Linked DNA regions of Homo sapiens: region 1 is linked to region 2. A link is an interaction called in ENCODE POLR2A ChIA-PET data of the cell type or tissue named here. Cell type or tissue: OCI-LY7. All regions are shown on one strand. Each heading gives the region's core, and the rest is flanking DNA. Links, peaks and the distances in the headings are about the cores only. Region 1 overlaps LOC105376621 (a long non-coding RNA gene). Region 2 overlaps KIAA1549L (KIAA1549 like).

What was found. ChIA-PET counts read pairs that join two places held together with the same protein. Peaks named below come from ENCODE experiments on the same cell type or tissue, not always from the same donor. Only the 100,000 strongest peaks of a DNase experiment are listed, where the experiment ranks them.
Region 1: POLR2A ChIA-PET joins it to region 2 with 7 read pairs; 2 of 35 experiments call an interaction of 5 or more read pairs at or near these places.

The regions. Positions count from the first base shown.
Region 1 is chr11:33,899,148-33,906,643 of GRCh38, reverse strand. It overlaps LOC105376621 (a long non-coding RNA gene), which reads right to left. Exons shown (of 3, transcript XR_931176.3): 2 at 1-35. Among named protein-coding and RNA genes, the nearest start is that of LMO2, 11 kb to the right of the region's middle. In OCI-LY7, for the core only: no CTCF peak of the experiment used is centred there; no DNase peak of the experiment used is centred there.
Region 2 is chr11:33,530,109-33,537,604 of GRCh38, reverse strand. The region is part of intron 1 of KIAA1549L (KIAA1549 like); the gene reads right to left. Among named protein-coding and RNA genes, the nearest start is that of KIAA1549L, 160 kb to the right of the region's middle. In OCI-LY7, for the core only: CTCF peaks have their summits at 4,945 and 5,147; a DNase peak (open chromatin) is centred at 4,294; H3K27ac peaks cover 746 bases.

The DNA.
Region 1 (7,496 bases), core at 2,365-4,864, 370 kb before region 2:
GGCTGGATTTGTCTTCTCTGCTCCAGTTTTCCCGTCTGCAGAAGAAAGGCCCATTAGTTACTGTCTGTGCTGCAAGGGAAGGATGGCCTTGCTGGTTTCTATATCAGGACTTACCAGAAACAGTGCATGGGAGCAAAAATGGACAGGGACTACTAATGGAAACTTGGTTCCAAATCCCCTTACACACGGTCAGCCCAAGGCCCAGAGGCCACACGTTGCCTAGGGCAGCTCTTGCACCAGGCTACACTCTGCGGCAGATGGAACTGAGAGACAGACTTCAGTGTCCACCAGAATTAACTCCTGCCACATCCAGGGCAGCCCCCTCTGTCCTGGATGGCAAAACAAAGCCCTATTTTACTTGAAGCACTTAAAATCATGTTGCTTCCTTGGGGAGGTCTTCCCAGGCTTTTTAGGCTAGGTCAGGTCCCCCGCTAGCACTTTCTCTTCACTACAGTCATTATGATTAGAAACAAATGATGATCTATATCCATTAGACCACAAGCTCCATGAAGGCAAGGGTCTTTGCTTGCCTCATTTGCTGCTGATCCAAAGCATATAAACGTATTCAGGACCATAGTATGTGCTCCAAAAATATTTGTTGTATGCTTGGTATTAGTCTGTCCTCACATTGTTATAAAGAAATCCTGGAGACTGGGTAATTTATAAAGAAAAGAGGCTTAAATTGGCCCACAGTTCCACAGGCTGTACAGGAAGCATGATGCTGGCCTCTGCTTGGCTTCTGGAGAGGCCTCAGGAAACTTACAATCATAGTGGAAGGCGAAGGGGAAGCAGGCTTGTCTTACGTGGCCAGAGCAGGAGCAAGAGAGGGTGGAGTTCTCACAAGAACTCACTATCGCCACGATAGCACCAAGGTAGACGGTGTTAAGCCATGAGAAACCACCCCCATGATCCAATCACCTCCCACCAGGCCCTACCTCCAGCATTGGGGATTATAATTTGACATGAGATTTGGGTGGGGACACAGATCCAAACCATATCACATATTAATTAATAAACCAATCTAATTACTTGTTTATGTTCGTCTCCCTTATTTGAGTAGAAGCCCTATGGGGGAAGGAACTGTGTCTTATTCATCCTGTATCCCTAGGACCCAGACAATGCCTGGCATGTAGTAGATACATCATAAACATTGGAGGAATAGTAAAGTACTTAGAATTTTTATGTTGAATTAATGTAAAATTGATAGTATGAATTTTAGTTATTTAAGTACTAACACTACAATAGTTATTATAGAAAAAGAGAGTAACAGACCCGTCTTCCACTAACGTCACCACTCTTAGACAACTACTTTAGTTATTTTGATGCTTTCTTTTTCAAAGTTTTTCATTTGTGTATTTTACACACAATTTTAATCCGGTTATTTTAAGTACACATGTGCACACACATGCACACACACACACAGAAACACACATCAACAACTGCCCAGGTGGCAGGGAGTTTTGTGGATTTAATGGCAGGAAGGGAGGCCTAGTTGAATAATGTCTTTCTTATTGTTATAATTAATTATTGGCCCTACAATGGAATTGATAGCATCATGGGAACCGCGACTGAGAAGTATTGCTCTCTAAATGTTCACCCCTGGGGTCAAGGCAAATCTGGCTATGGAAAAAAATGTGCAGGTTAGAAATAATCCACAGGAAAATGCTCAGAAATCAGGGAAATTTGCTATGGCCGCGTCTCAACATAAACCACTTACGTAAACTGCAGTGGGCTTCGTGGTTCAGGATTCATTCCTCAGCCTTTTTTGTTTGGATCATTATGTGGAAATCAACCCAGTTTCTGTCTTTAAGCCCCTAGTGACATGTTGCCAACAGTGACTTCTAGGTGATTATAAAAGTGAGGGAACCACCGTATAATTGAAAAAACAAATCTAATCAAAATTCTGGTCTGCTATATTCAAAACACAATTCTAAAGGCTAGGAGGGAAAGGGTCTACTTCCCGTAAGGGGCAGCCTGTAATAGTAGAAAGCCTCTTAGCTGACAAAGAGAACTTGTGCAAACTTCTTGTTGATAAATAAGGTAGGCAGAAAGTTGAGTGGACAAAAGACTCATGTATTGGTGGGGGACCACTTCTGGGGTTGGATAGAGGCTCTGTGTTAGTTAGAGGTAAAGAGGTATACTTTGATCTTGCTCTTTTGTGTTTTTTTTTGCCTTTTTCCGACCTGGAATAGAAAACAGGAGTAAGGGGTGAGGAAGGAGCCGATCTGAGGTCATTAACACAGCACTCCTCCAGGAGATGGTTTACATGGCAGGCAGAGGGACCAGGTGTTAGTTCTAGCTCTGCGCTCACTTTCATGTGTGAACCCTTCTCGGTCCTAGGGGTGATGATGACCTCATGCCACCTTCACAGACTTGTAAGGACTGAATCAGACCCTGGCTATAAAAGCACTTTGAAAAGCACATAAGCAAATGTTTTTAAATGAAAAGTGAGGTGCCAATGTTGCAAGAGGAAGCCATACTATTGAAAAGCCCTCATGAGGACTTTTAACATCCAAGCTCCAGCAGCCTTATAGGAGATTCGTAAGTTGAGAGCTCAGGGATTTTTGCATTCTGGAGGCACCAAGAGATAAGGGAGTAGGGTTTTTTTTTAAACATACAAAGGAATGCAAAAGTTAACAGGCACTTGATAATAGCTGAGTTTAGTGGGAAAAAACATCAGTATATGTTTCTACTTCCTGAAATTTTCCTTTCTATGATATTTATGTATTTATAAAACAAAAATGGTAAAAGAAGATGGCTAGTCATACAAACATTCTAAGAAAGTCTTCTAAGGCTAAAGAGTGATCTAATAAACAACATATTTTAACAGGCTCCATTTGTTTTTACCTTATGAATTGACTTATCCATTTAATAAATATGTATTGAGTATCCACCTAAAGATATAAGAAGGAAATAATTCACTTCTGTAGGGTGGGGATTATACTATCAAATCTATTGGGCATTGCAAAGACGCACAGAACAGACTAAAATGAAATTGCAGGCTCAAAGTGCCATTCAAATTCAGAAAGGAAACACTGCATGGTGTAGCAGGGACTAATAGTTGCTCACCAAATCCATATTTTCCTCTCCTTCCTGGGCACAAAGATAAACTATATTTCTCAGACTCCGTTCCTTTTTTTTTTTTTTTTTTTTTTTGATAGATGAGGTCTTGCTCTGTTGCCTAGGCTGGAGTGCAGTGGTGCAATCATAGCTCACTGCTGCCTCAAGTCATCCTCCTTCCTCAGCCTCCAGGGTCACTGGGATTACAGGTGTGAGCCACCACAGCTGGCTCCGACTCTCTTGCATTTAGCTACAGCTGCGTGACGGAATTCTATCCAATTGCACGAGATTGGAAGTTTCGTTCATCACTTTCAAGTCTGGCCCATAAAGGTTTCCCACACACTGCTCCTTCATGCTCCTTCCCCATCCAACTGGCTGGAATTGAGAGGACCTCACACGTTGAAGACAGCAGAGCCTCCCTCTCCCTGGATCTTTAAACAGTTACACGGGAGAAGCCTGCCCTGCCAACTGTTCACCAATCCAGTACTATTAGGGGAAAAGAAGTGAACTTCAAGGATGTGGAGTCATTATATATTTTGAGATCCCTTGTTTAAGCAGCTATTCTAATTTAACTAAGACAGCAACTAATTCTTCAACTTTTACATCTGTAAGATGGAAGGAATGAGTAGTAGTAACAGATATTTAACAGCAATGGATGCTTTTGCTATTTGTCATAGACAAAAAAGTTCAAAGGGTTTGGGATTCTTTTTATGATTGTTCCAGGGGCTGTCTTCTGGGACAATTGGTAGGATCATCTTTACACTTTTCTTTGCCTTGGTTCTTCCATGGCAAGATAGATAGATAGATAGATAGATAGATAGATAGATAGATAGATAGATAGATAGAAAATAGATTTTTTTGAAGGTAAAGTATAACCATTATGCTCTCTAAAATGGCGGCAACCAATTGAACTCCTTCATTGGCAGGTGGAGATATTAAAGCAGGATATAAGGCATCAGGAAAAACCTGGTTTTCTGTATCCCTGGTCATTGCTCTGCCAACTCACCCCTGCCCAGGTATTTATAGTAATGTCAGGCATCTTTAGCCTGAGCCTTATCCAGACACAAGGCCAATGGTATCATGGCTTCATGGTACCACAGGAACTTGCTCTTTATTAATGAGCACATGCGGTCTGGAAATAGGCTATTTTCAGCTGCTTTAGCCTTTGATTAGGATGCTGTTGGTTAATAGTGATAGAAAACTCAAATCAAGGTGATTTAAGCTAATAGAGAATTTATTGATCCATGTAACTGAAAACTCCAGGGTTAGGGGCTGGCTCTAGGCACAGCTGGATTCGAAGGCTCCAACGATGTCATTAGGACTTGGTCTTCCTGGGCCTCTCTTCCTTGCCCTGCTCTATTTCATCTTTCAGTCTTGGCTCCATACGGTGGCAAGATAGCTGCAGCAACATCAGCTACCCAAGGTGACCCTTCTCTGAACCAATCCCAGTGGCCTGGGAGGCACCATGCTTTGATTAGCCAGGCATGCTCACGTGGCCTACTCTGGAAGTTGGATGTGGGAACTCCACCAAGAACACAGGGACTAAGAGTAAGGAAGGAATGGCTTTCCAAGGGACTATCAAGGGGGAGAGATGGGTGCCAAGGAGCCAACCATGCCAAGTACCAAGAGATGAGGGGGTGCTATGTTCAGATTGTAGCTTTGTGCTGCACCTTTACACCTCCCTGCTCTGGTGGTGCTAACCCACCTCCCTGGCCCTTCTAAATCCTGGGAAGGGGGACTCAAGTCCTTATTCAGAACTCCAGCAGCAGGCTATAAATCCTGTCCCACTTGCCTGAGCCCTTTCAGCCCCTTCACTCAAGGCTAGTTTCCAGATTACCCTAACCTGGAGCTGGCGCCATGTCCTGCAGGAGACGGGAGAGGGCAGAGGGCAGCTTCGGGCTCTTAGGTAGAATTTCTTCTTTTTAAATTTTAATTATTATTTTTTTGAGACAGAGTCTTTCTCTGTCTCCCAGGCTGGAGTGCAATGGTGTGATCTTGGCTTACTGCAACCTCTGCCTCCTGGGTTCAAGTGATTCTCCTGCCTCAGCCTCCTGAGTAGCTAGGAGTACAGTCGCACACCACCAAGCCTGGCTAATTTTTGTATTTTTAGTAGAGATGGGGTTTCACCATGTTGGCCAGGTTGGTCTTGAACTCCTGACCTACATTGATCCTCCCGCCTCGGCCTCCCAAAGTGCTGGGATTACTGGTGTGAGCCAAAGAGCCTGGCCTTACATAGAATTTCTGCCTATGGATCTCACTTTTCTCTGCATTAATACTTACCGCTCTGTTTTCTGACTCTGTTGCCATCAATTCCCCATACAACTTCCTGCCTATTCCATCAGGTTGGGCTCTGTGGTTATTGTCACCTGCCTAAATTGCACTTGGGTTTTACTCACACTCCTTTGGACCTAACTGTCAAGTTCTCAAGAGAGAAGGTCCCATCTCTTTGGTCTTATCGCAGTGAATCCTTACACCACCACCATGAAATGGGCATTATAATTCCTACCTTTTACAGGTAACAGAATAGAATAGAATAGAGGCATGGCAAGCTAAAATAACGAGTCCATGGTTACACATCTGGCAAGGGACAGAACTAGGATTCAAACACAGCCGGTCCGACACTAGGGGCTGTGCTCCTAACTTCTACATGATAGTGCTCAGTTTTAGGGGGAGAGGCTCAGGTGTTACAAAGGGCTTACCCAGAGTTGGGGAACAGTCCCAGGTAGACTATGCCAAACCAAAACAGAACCATCACCAGGAGTTGGCAATGAGTTGTCAGGCTGTCCTAACCTAGAGATTGGGCTCAGCCAATGTCACCAACAGGGAGGAACTCAGACCAGGAACACAAGGGCTCAGAATCCAGTTGCTAAGGTCCGAATAACAAGTGCAGGTGCCCAAATCTGGGGAGGGCAGGGCCGGGGAGAAAGGTGATCTGCCAGGAGGCAATTGACCTGCCCCCTTAAATGCAGATGTTTCCTTCCTCAAGTGCATATCTTGGCTCATGATTCAACCCCTTTATACTCATAGAATCTGGACCTCAAAACATTAAACAGAGATGTTTACTGTGGGTTGGGAAGGGGGACAGAGGTGGAGAGCTAGAGTTCAAAAACCGTATGAAGATGTTTTCTGAGCTGAATACCCCCAGTAGGGCCACACGATGCCCAGGGGACTCACTAGGAGATTTAAGGCATGTACAGAGGTAAGAGAAAATGAGAAACAAGAACATGAAAACTAGAAGAGGAAGGAAGACAAGGCCAAAAAAAGAGAAAACCGAGGCCACTCTAGCGGGAGGTCAGAGACTTGTGCTTTGGCAATTACTGGAGTTGTCCCACAGCGCTGCCCCTCAGAAACCTACACCAGGGTTGGAGGGAGCCATGGGTGGACAGGCTGTACCTGATAACTTGTGCTTCCTTCCCCCAGTTTTCCCACTCTCGTTAATGAGTTTTGAGACAAAATGTCTCTCCCCAGGCTAGAAGAGCTTCAGTAACAAGATGTCCAGAGTTAGTTGACACTCAGGTGAAAAGCCTCTTGCAGAAAGGAATTTTTTTTTAATGCCATCATAAAACTTCCCAGCTCACCTAGGCCTGCCGTGGAAATGGTGCCTCCAAGGACAGAGAGGAGATCAGAGCATCTGATCTGAAGCCGAGGCATAAGGGAAAGTTGGGAATACACAATCCTCTCCCAGACAGAATCAAACTTGCCTTTCTGCAACATCTGATTTTGCAAGAAGTGACGGACTGAGAGTAGGAGAGGAAAAGGAGAGTTCAAACAAGGTCACTTGACCCACCTAACCCTGTCCAGAGGAATGAAGCCTGAGAAAGCCTCCCAGAGACCCGTCCTCAATTTCGCCTTGACCTTTTCTGGGTTTATCCATGTGCAGCAGGGGCAGCTGTCCCGAACTAATCCTCTGCCTAATTCGAGCTCTTCACCCTCCATTCTGTCTCAATTAAACAAACGCGGGTCTGCCAGGCCGTTTCCATAGACCACTCCCTCACATGAGAGGCATTCCAGCATCTGGGCTCTGGAGTCAGGAAGAGCTCTGTCCAAATGTCACTCTGCCATTTCCTAGCTGAGTCACCCTGGATGACTGCCCATCCCTACGCCTCTGTTCTCTCAGCAGTGAGTTGGGGAAAATTGTACTCATCTAGAAGGGCTCAGAGAAACAACAGGGAGAGAGTGCTGAAGGCATTGTGATGAAAAATATTGCTGAATTATTAAACATTAAATTATCAAAATTATTAATCGCATTAAAATATCATTACACACTTACCTGACCCAAAGTCTTAATGATAGGGTTCAAGAGGCTTTTCCTCCCAGAGGTGCAGCTTTGAGGGGCTTTTGTACACTGGCCCTAGAGACACAGGGGTGAATAAGACAGGTACCAGCTCTCAAAGGCACACAGTGAGCAGGGGCCACAAGACAGCCTAACGCTCAAC
Region 2 (7,496 bases), core at 3,080-5,579:
ATAATAACAGAACATTTCCCTAATTATTAAAACTACTGAAAACCAAATGAGCTGGCTTAAAGTCAGTGAATTCTCCACCATTAGAAATTCCCCAAAGTGCATATTTTAGGTTCACTCATCTCATCTCACCTTTCCTTCCTTCCTTTCTTCCCTCCCTCCTTTTCTACCTTCCATCTGCAAATGCCTGTTGTATGCCAGACACTGAGTTAAGCAACGTCTTAAGGAAAAACATACATGGTCTCCAGCTTCATGGAACTCACAGTTCTATGGGAGATATGGACACCAGCATTTTTCAAATGAAAAATGATGTTACAGATGAAAGATCCATAGTCCTGTGATCTGATCAGGGAGGTCAGAAAGCACATCCCTGAGGAAGTGACTATCAAGATCCAAAGAATGAATAAAAGTTAACCAAGCAAAGAGGGTAGGGAAAAGCATTCCACATAAAGGAACAAGCATATGCAAAGGCCCTATGGCAGGAAGAGGCATCACGAGTACAAGGAACTGATAAAAGGTAACCACAGCTAGATCAAGAACAGCAGGTGGGCAAGATTAAGGCTGCAGAGGGAGGCGACAGCCGGACCATTGCTCCAGTAGCCATCACCTCCCTCTGCAGCTTTGTAGGTTTTAGTTTGGTGGGGAGGATGCGAGCAGGTGATGCACAGGAGCAAATTTCTGTTTTGGAAAAACCATCCTGGCATGAAGAACAGACGGGAAAGAGACAATGGCTGATGGCAGAGTGCTTAGAAAACACCTGCAGTGGTCCAGGCTCAAGACGACGGGAATGTTGTAAAGAGGAGTTGAGCCCTGCATGGGAGATGGAAACAGATCCTCCTTTATGGTCCCTTTCAATTCTCAGAGTTCCAGATTCTATTATTGATTTAAATAGTTTGTGTTTACACATGCAATGTTTTGAGTTTTTTCTCCTTTATGCCTCCCATTAAGAGGTGGTGTCTATGTCCCCTCTCCTTGAATCTGAGTGGGCTTGAGTCTGTTTGACCAATAATGCCACGTGACTTCCAAAGCAACATCATCAAAGGCCAAGCCACTTTAGCTTGGTCTCCTGGAATGCTCGCTCTTGGGATGTTCCCTCTCTCTCTCCTGGAAGCCAGCCCCCACTCTGTGAGCAGCCCACACCACGTGGAGAGGCTATGCCTGACCACTCCAATCCACAGTCCCAGCTGAGCCAAGCCTGCCTGGCATGCCAGCCCAGACAACAGACACATGAATGAGGAAACCTCCAGACCATTCTTCCCCTAACCATTTGAATCACTCCAGCTGTCTGAATCGTCCCAACTGAGGCCCAGACATCATGAGGCAGGGAAAAGCCATCCGCACTGTGCCCTGTCTGAATTCCCAAAACCATGGGCATAATAAAATGCTTGTTGTATTACAGCACTGAGCCAGGGGTGGCTTGTTGTACTGTAATAATAACTGAAATAGTATATGTGTGGTCGTGTCCCTCACTTCTGGGAAATGAGTCTCTATAGCTTTAATCAGATTCTCAAAAGGATTCAGAAGCCAAAAATTGGTTAAGAACCCTTCACTTCAATGAAAAATAATTTTGCTTTATACATAAGATTTTAGAATTATGTCTACGCTAATTAGGTAAAACATATCTGTATTAATTAAAGTTGCATTATGGAAGGCCATAAGACAGAAACACAAATTTTGAGGAGGAAATGAGAGATAGCTGATGTTTATTAGGGAGAAGGAGAAAATAAATTAGGAGAAATAGGGCAAAACCAAATTACAGAGAACTTAAAACACACTTTAGGAAGGCACTGAAGTAAAAATTTGATCTAGGTGGTATGTCAGGCAGACTCTAATGTGACCCCATGATCTCCATCTCCTGGTGGTCATGCCTTTTGTGATCCACTCTCTTTGGGTATGAGGAGAACCTGTGACTTTTTCTTTTTTCTTTTTTGGAGGGGGGACAGGGTCTCACTCTGCCACCCAGGCTAGACTGCAGAGGTGTGATCATGGCCTACTGCAGCCTCAATCTTTTGGACTCAAGGGTTCCTCTCAGCTCAGCCTCCCTAATAGCTGGGACGACAGGCACGCACCACCAAGCCCAGCTAATTTTTGTATTTTTTGTACAGACGGGTTTCGCCATGTCACCCAGGCTGCTCTTGAACTCCTGGGCTCAAGTGATCTTCCCGCCATGACCTCCCAAAGTGCTGAGATTACCAGCATGAGCCACCATGCCCAGCCAACCTGTGATTTCTTCTAACAACAGAATAGGAGATGGGATGTAACTCTTGTGATTATATGATCATATATAATACCGCATATTGCAAGCAGACTTCTTCTTGGTGCCTTGATAAAGTAAGAGGCCACAATGGGAAAGCCCAGCTGGTGAGAACTGTGGGTGGCCTCTAGGAACTACTGGTGTCTCTAGGAACCATGAACAGCCTCTTAGAGCTGATAGCCAGAAATAAGTCAAAGCCTTCAGTCTGGCAGCCACAAAGAAATGAATTATGCCAACAACCTGAGTGAGCTTGGAAGTGGATTCTTCCCCAGCCAAGCCTCCAGATGAGAACACAGCCCAGCCAATACCATGTATGCAGCCCTGTGAGACCCTGTGCAGATAAGCTGTGTCCAGCCTCTCAACTCATGGAAATTGTGAGATAATAAATGTATGTTGTTTTAAGCCACAAAGCTTGTGGGGATTTGTCACATAGCAATAGAAAACTAATACAGGTAGGAAGCAGGGAGCTTTGGAATGTTGTATGGTGAAGCAGGAGAGTAGGAAGAAGGGAGATCACAAGGTATCATGACTAAAGAATGGTGAGAGTTTGCCATCAAGACAGTCAAAAAGCAGCACAAGTCAGTAAGTTTGTTTGGAACATCATAGAGAATGAGTCATGAAATAAAGATTGTAACATAGCACCTGAGACTTGGAGGAAGTTATTTAAAGAGAAAACAGAGCTTTGCAAGAGTAGAAACAAAACCACACCAGCAAACGCATTGAAATGTTGCTATGAAACAGGCTGTACTCTTATTTTTTAATTCCATTTTTCAAGAAAAAAAATACTAAGCCATTCTAGCCAAATTACAGAATTTTAGTTTTTATCAATAAACTTCCACTGACTCCCCAGTGTCTCTCCTTTCCCCCAAAAAACCATGACTTTCTTCTACTTAGACTAAATGACATGAATTACTGTTTGCTCACAAATACGGTAATAGTCTTCAAAAAAATTGTGGAAAGCGGCCAGGTGCGGTGGCTCATGCCTGTAATCTCAGCACTTTGAGAGGCCAAGGGGGAGCAGATGACTTGAGGTTAGGGGTTCAAGACCAGCCTGACCAACACGGTGAAACCCCATCTCTACAAAAAATACAAAAAAAAAAAAAATTAGCTGGGCGTGGTGGTGGGAACCTGTAATCCCAGCTACTCAGGAGGCTGAGGCAGGAGAATAACTTGAACCTGGGAGGCAGACGTTGCAGTGAGCCAAGATCACACCACTGCACTCCAGAGAGCAAGACTCTGTCTCAAAAAAAAAATTGTGGAAAGCAAAGGTAAATCCTACACATATGAGAGGGAGACAGACAGTAATGGTTTGCTGCACAAGCCCCAAACTGGCTGCCTTTTCTGAATGTTTACAATGATTGCCCAACCAGGGACAAGCCAACAATCCCCTTGTGTTTGGACCGACAGTATTTCCCACAAGGGGGAATTAGTCGTCTAAAGAATTTTGCTGGAAAGTAGCTTAAATGATAAGAAATTTAAGGAGGTGCTGGATGAGGAAAGATAGGAAACAGAGATGGATTTACGTTGGAAACAAGGGTGAAAGCAAGCAAGATAAAGACTCTCAAAATAATAAAAAGTTAAAATGAGTCATCCCTCCCATCTCAAGGAGACAAGAATGGGTAGTCATACAAAACCCTATTCAATACACAATTTATACACATACATTTTCACTAAGCTTGTCTGAGCCAGACAAGCTGAAATAAAACCATGATTCTCAGAGCTTCAGGAAAGTGACAAGTCACCCCAGTAAGGCTATCAGGCTTAATAACTTCCACAAATTAGGATCACGTGCATGTATGCACATGCAGGGTAAGTATCAAATGTTTTTCTGTGCTTTGCAAATTTGCATAGAATCCCATGAATGTTAAACTTAGCCTTGAACTAAACGCATCAGAGAGCAGTTTATTATCACTGTGAAACATAAAAGGAATTAAGAAAGTGCTTAGCCAGGTTTGGACACACAGAACCTGTTATTGACTAATGTCAAAAAACAGTGCAAACTGCCTCCTGAGACTCCCCACATCTCAGGAACCACATGCATAATGACAGATTGTTCAGGCCTCTGTCTTCCTGAGGCTCTTCGCGCTGCTAGTTTATCATTCTCAGTTCTTGTACACAAGACTCAGACCCGGGCTGTGATGCTGCTACACTCTAATTATTCCCGCCATGTAGCAAACAGAACTTTAACCTCAAGGAAGTGCACATGTACTGATCTGGCTCCCCTTCTGCTGTTACCTCCTGTCTGAACCTCTCCCCCATCAGGCCTAGGGCTATATCAGTCCCCTGGTCATGATGCTTTTATCACAGACCCCAGAGTCTGCTACTTAAGGAGTACTCTCCCTTCAGGTTCAATGCTGCCCTGGATTGCTTCCTGGTTTGCTCAAAACTACTCTTGTAATCCAGCCACAGTGGTGGTTCTTTCTCAATCAGCAGTGTCCCTTTCTTTGACTGCTGGAAACACTGAGGGAGAAGAAAATCTTCCCAAGGTGTCAGTATAAGCATGGCTGCATTTCCCACAACAGTCACAAGACAATCCACTTTGTCCTATTCACTGCCCACTGGCAGGTTTCCTTAACGGCAGCACTTAAAGAAAAGCAAACTAGATCACTAATAGCTCTTTAACAAAATAAACGAAGGAAACCAATTAAGAAACATTCATGGAGATGCCAAACTCCTCTCCCTTGTATGTCAGAGAAAAATATCTGCAGCTTTTGATCAGGCCCTAGAATCAGACTGGCTGGATTCAAATCCCACTTCTCCATTTGCTAACTGAGTAACCTTGGACAAGTTACTTAACATCTCTGTGTGCCAGTTTCCTTATCTGTAAAATGGGGATAATTACAGTACTTACCTCACGAATGGTTTTAAGGGTTAAAATGAGCTGATACGCGTAAAGTCCTTAGAATAGTGCTTATACAGCACATAGTGGTCAAAAAGTGTTACTACTGTTGCTGTTATTATTATCATTATTTGTTCAGTCCAGGCTAGGCATAGATGCCATCAAAGTTTTGCTCAGAGGACCAGGGTTCCAGTCAGCACTCAGAAATCCCTGCAAATCATGGATTGTCAGAATCTCAAACATCTGTGCATGCCTCATAGTTGGCAGGATATTTTCATATCTATCACCTCACCTTGTTCTTCCATAGTACCTGTGAGATAGAGAATCAAGATTATCTCCATTTTACCAATGAGGAAACCAGAGCTCAGAGAGGGCAAGGGCTGGCTTAGTCAAGGTCACACCAAGAGTTATTCTGCAGCCTAGTGTGACTCAGCCCTGGGACTCCAGAGCCGAGGCTCTCTGCACCACGTGGGAAGGAGTCAGTCTTCCTCCATCTCCAGATCTGGGGCGGGCTCCACTCTCCCAGAGTGGTCTGAGAAGACTGGGGCCCACAGAGCTGCCTCATTCTTCAGAGTTTGATGATGTGTCTCTCTCCAGGGCTGTTTTGGCAAACATTACTGAGCACGGCTCTAAATCACCAAGACCCGTCAGGCTTCCGTTCCCAGAAGGTCAAAAGAGATGGACTAAGAGCCACAGCTATGCTGAAGCATCCACCCACACCCAACCCACTTAGGCGCCAAACCCTTCCACGGCCCTAAGTGCTGAAGTTTGGCACCTGGGACCTTCTTGCCTAACGTGATTCCTCTTGGGGCTTTTTAAAACGAAATGCACCAGTCAATAGAATCAAATTGCCATGCCTTGAAGTGATGCCAGCAAATAGAAGATTCTGTTGACTGCACTGATAGAAGCATTTTAACTTTCAAAGCTCTTTCACAGCTATTTCTTTTTTAAAAAAGTTTGTTGGTAATCTTTTGTGGAATCAGGTTTAAAAATAAAGCTGATACCTCTCCCTCCCCATTTTATTTTACTTATTTATTTTTTTGAGACAGAGTCTCATTCCTCGCACAGGCTGGAGTGCAGTGGCGCAATCTCGGCTCCTGCAACCTCCGCCTCCCATGTTCAAGCAATTCTCCTGCCTCAGCCTCCCAAGTAGCTGGGACTACAGGCACCCGCCATCATGGCTGGCTAAATTTTTTGTATTTTTAGTAGAGACGGGGTTTTACCATATTGATTAGGCTGTTCTCCAACTCCTGACCTCAAAGATCCACCTGCCTTGGCGTCTGAAAGTGCTGGGATTACAGGCGTGAGCCACCGCAACTGGCCTCTCTGCCTCCCCATTTTAAAAGTAATAGAATTTCACTTTCACTTCTTTTTAACCTGGGTTTACATGATCATTACAGAAAATTTAGAAAAGATGGAAAAATAGAAAGAAAAGAAGAAGAATTCCATTCCTCCCTCTGCCCTGACCACGTGCACATCCCACCGCATCAAGAAAACCATGACTCATACTGTGGTAAATTTTATTTCCAGATGATGTTCTTGGAAAAGCTTTGGTTTGCTTGCTGGACAGACCTGTGATCACAATGCACATCCAACTTCGCACTGCCTTTTCTCTTTTAACATAACAAAATCATTTTTCCATATTGGATAAGGTTGCATATTATCTCCACTAAGATGTGGCATTATAATTTGTTTACCAATCCTCGACTGTTACAATACAGCTTGATTATAAATTTTCAGAATTTCAGTGTCTCCTAATTTTGTCATCACAATCCCTATGCAGCAGGTAGGGCGGCCACAATGACCTCTTTTGGGCTAGGACATCACACACACAGAAGGTCACTTGTTTGGAAATATATTATCTGTGTCAAGAAAAGTAAACCAATGGGACTTAGGGGGGTTCTTCTCTCTTCTTCTCCCGGCATCTTTCTGACAGGGTCATTAATAAGTTTAAAGTCAACCACAGAACACAGTATTAACTACCAATAACTGACTTTTAAAACTAGGACAGTGGTACTTGCAAATCTTGCATATATATATATATATATATATATATATATATATATATATATATATATTTTTTTTTTTTTTTTTTTTTTTCCTTCTTCTTCTTTAGACGGAGTCTCGCTCTGTTGCCCAGGCTGGAGTGCAGTGGCGCAAACTCGGTTCACTGCAAGCTCCACCTCCTGGGTTCATGCCATTCTCCTGACTCAGCCTCCTGAGTAGCGGGGACTACAGGTGCCTGCTATCACGCCCGGCTAATTTTTTTTTTTTTGTATTTTTTAGTAGAGATGGGGTTTCACCGTGTTAGCCAGGATGGTCTCGATCTCCTGACCTCATGATCCACCCGCCTCAGCCTCCCAAAGTGCTGGAATTACAGGCGTGAGCCACCGCGCCCGGCCCCAA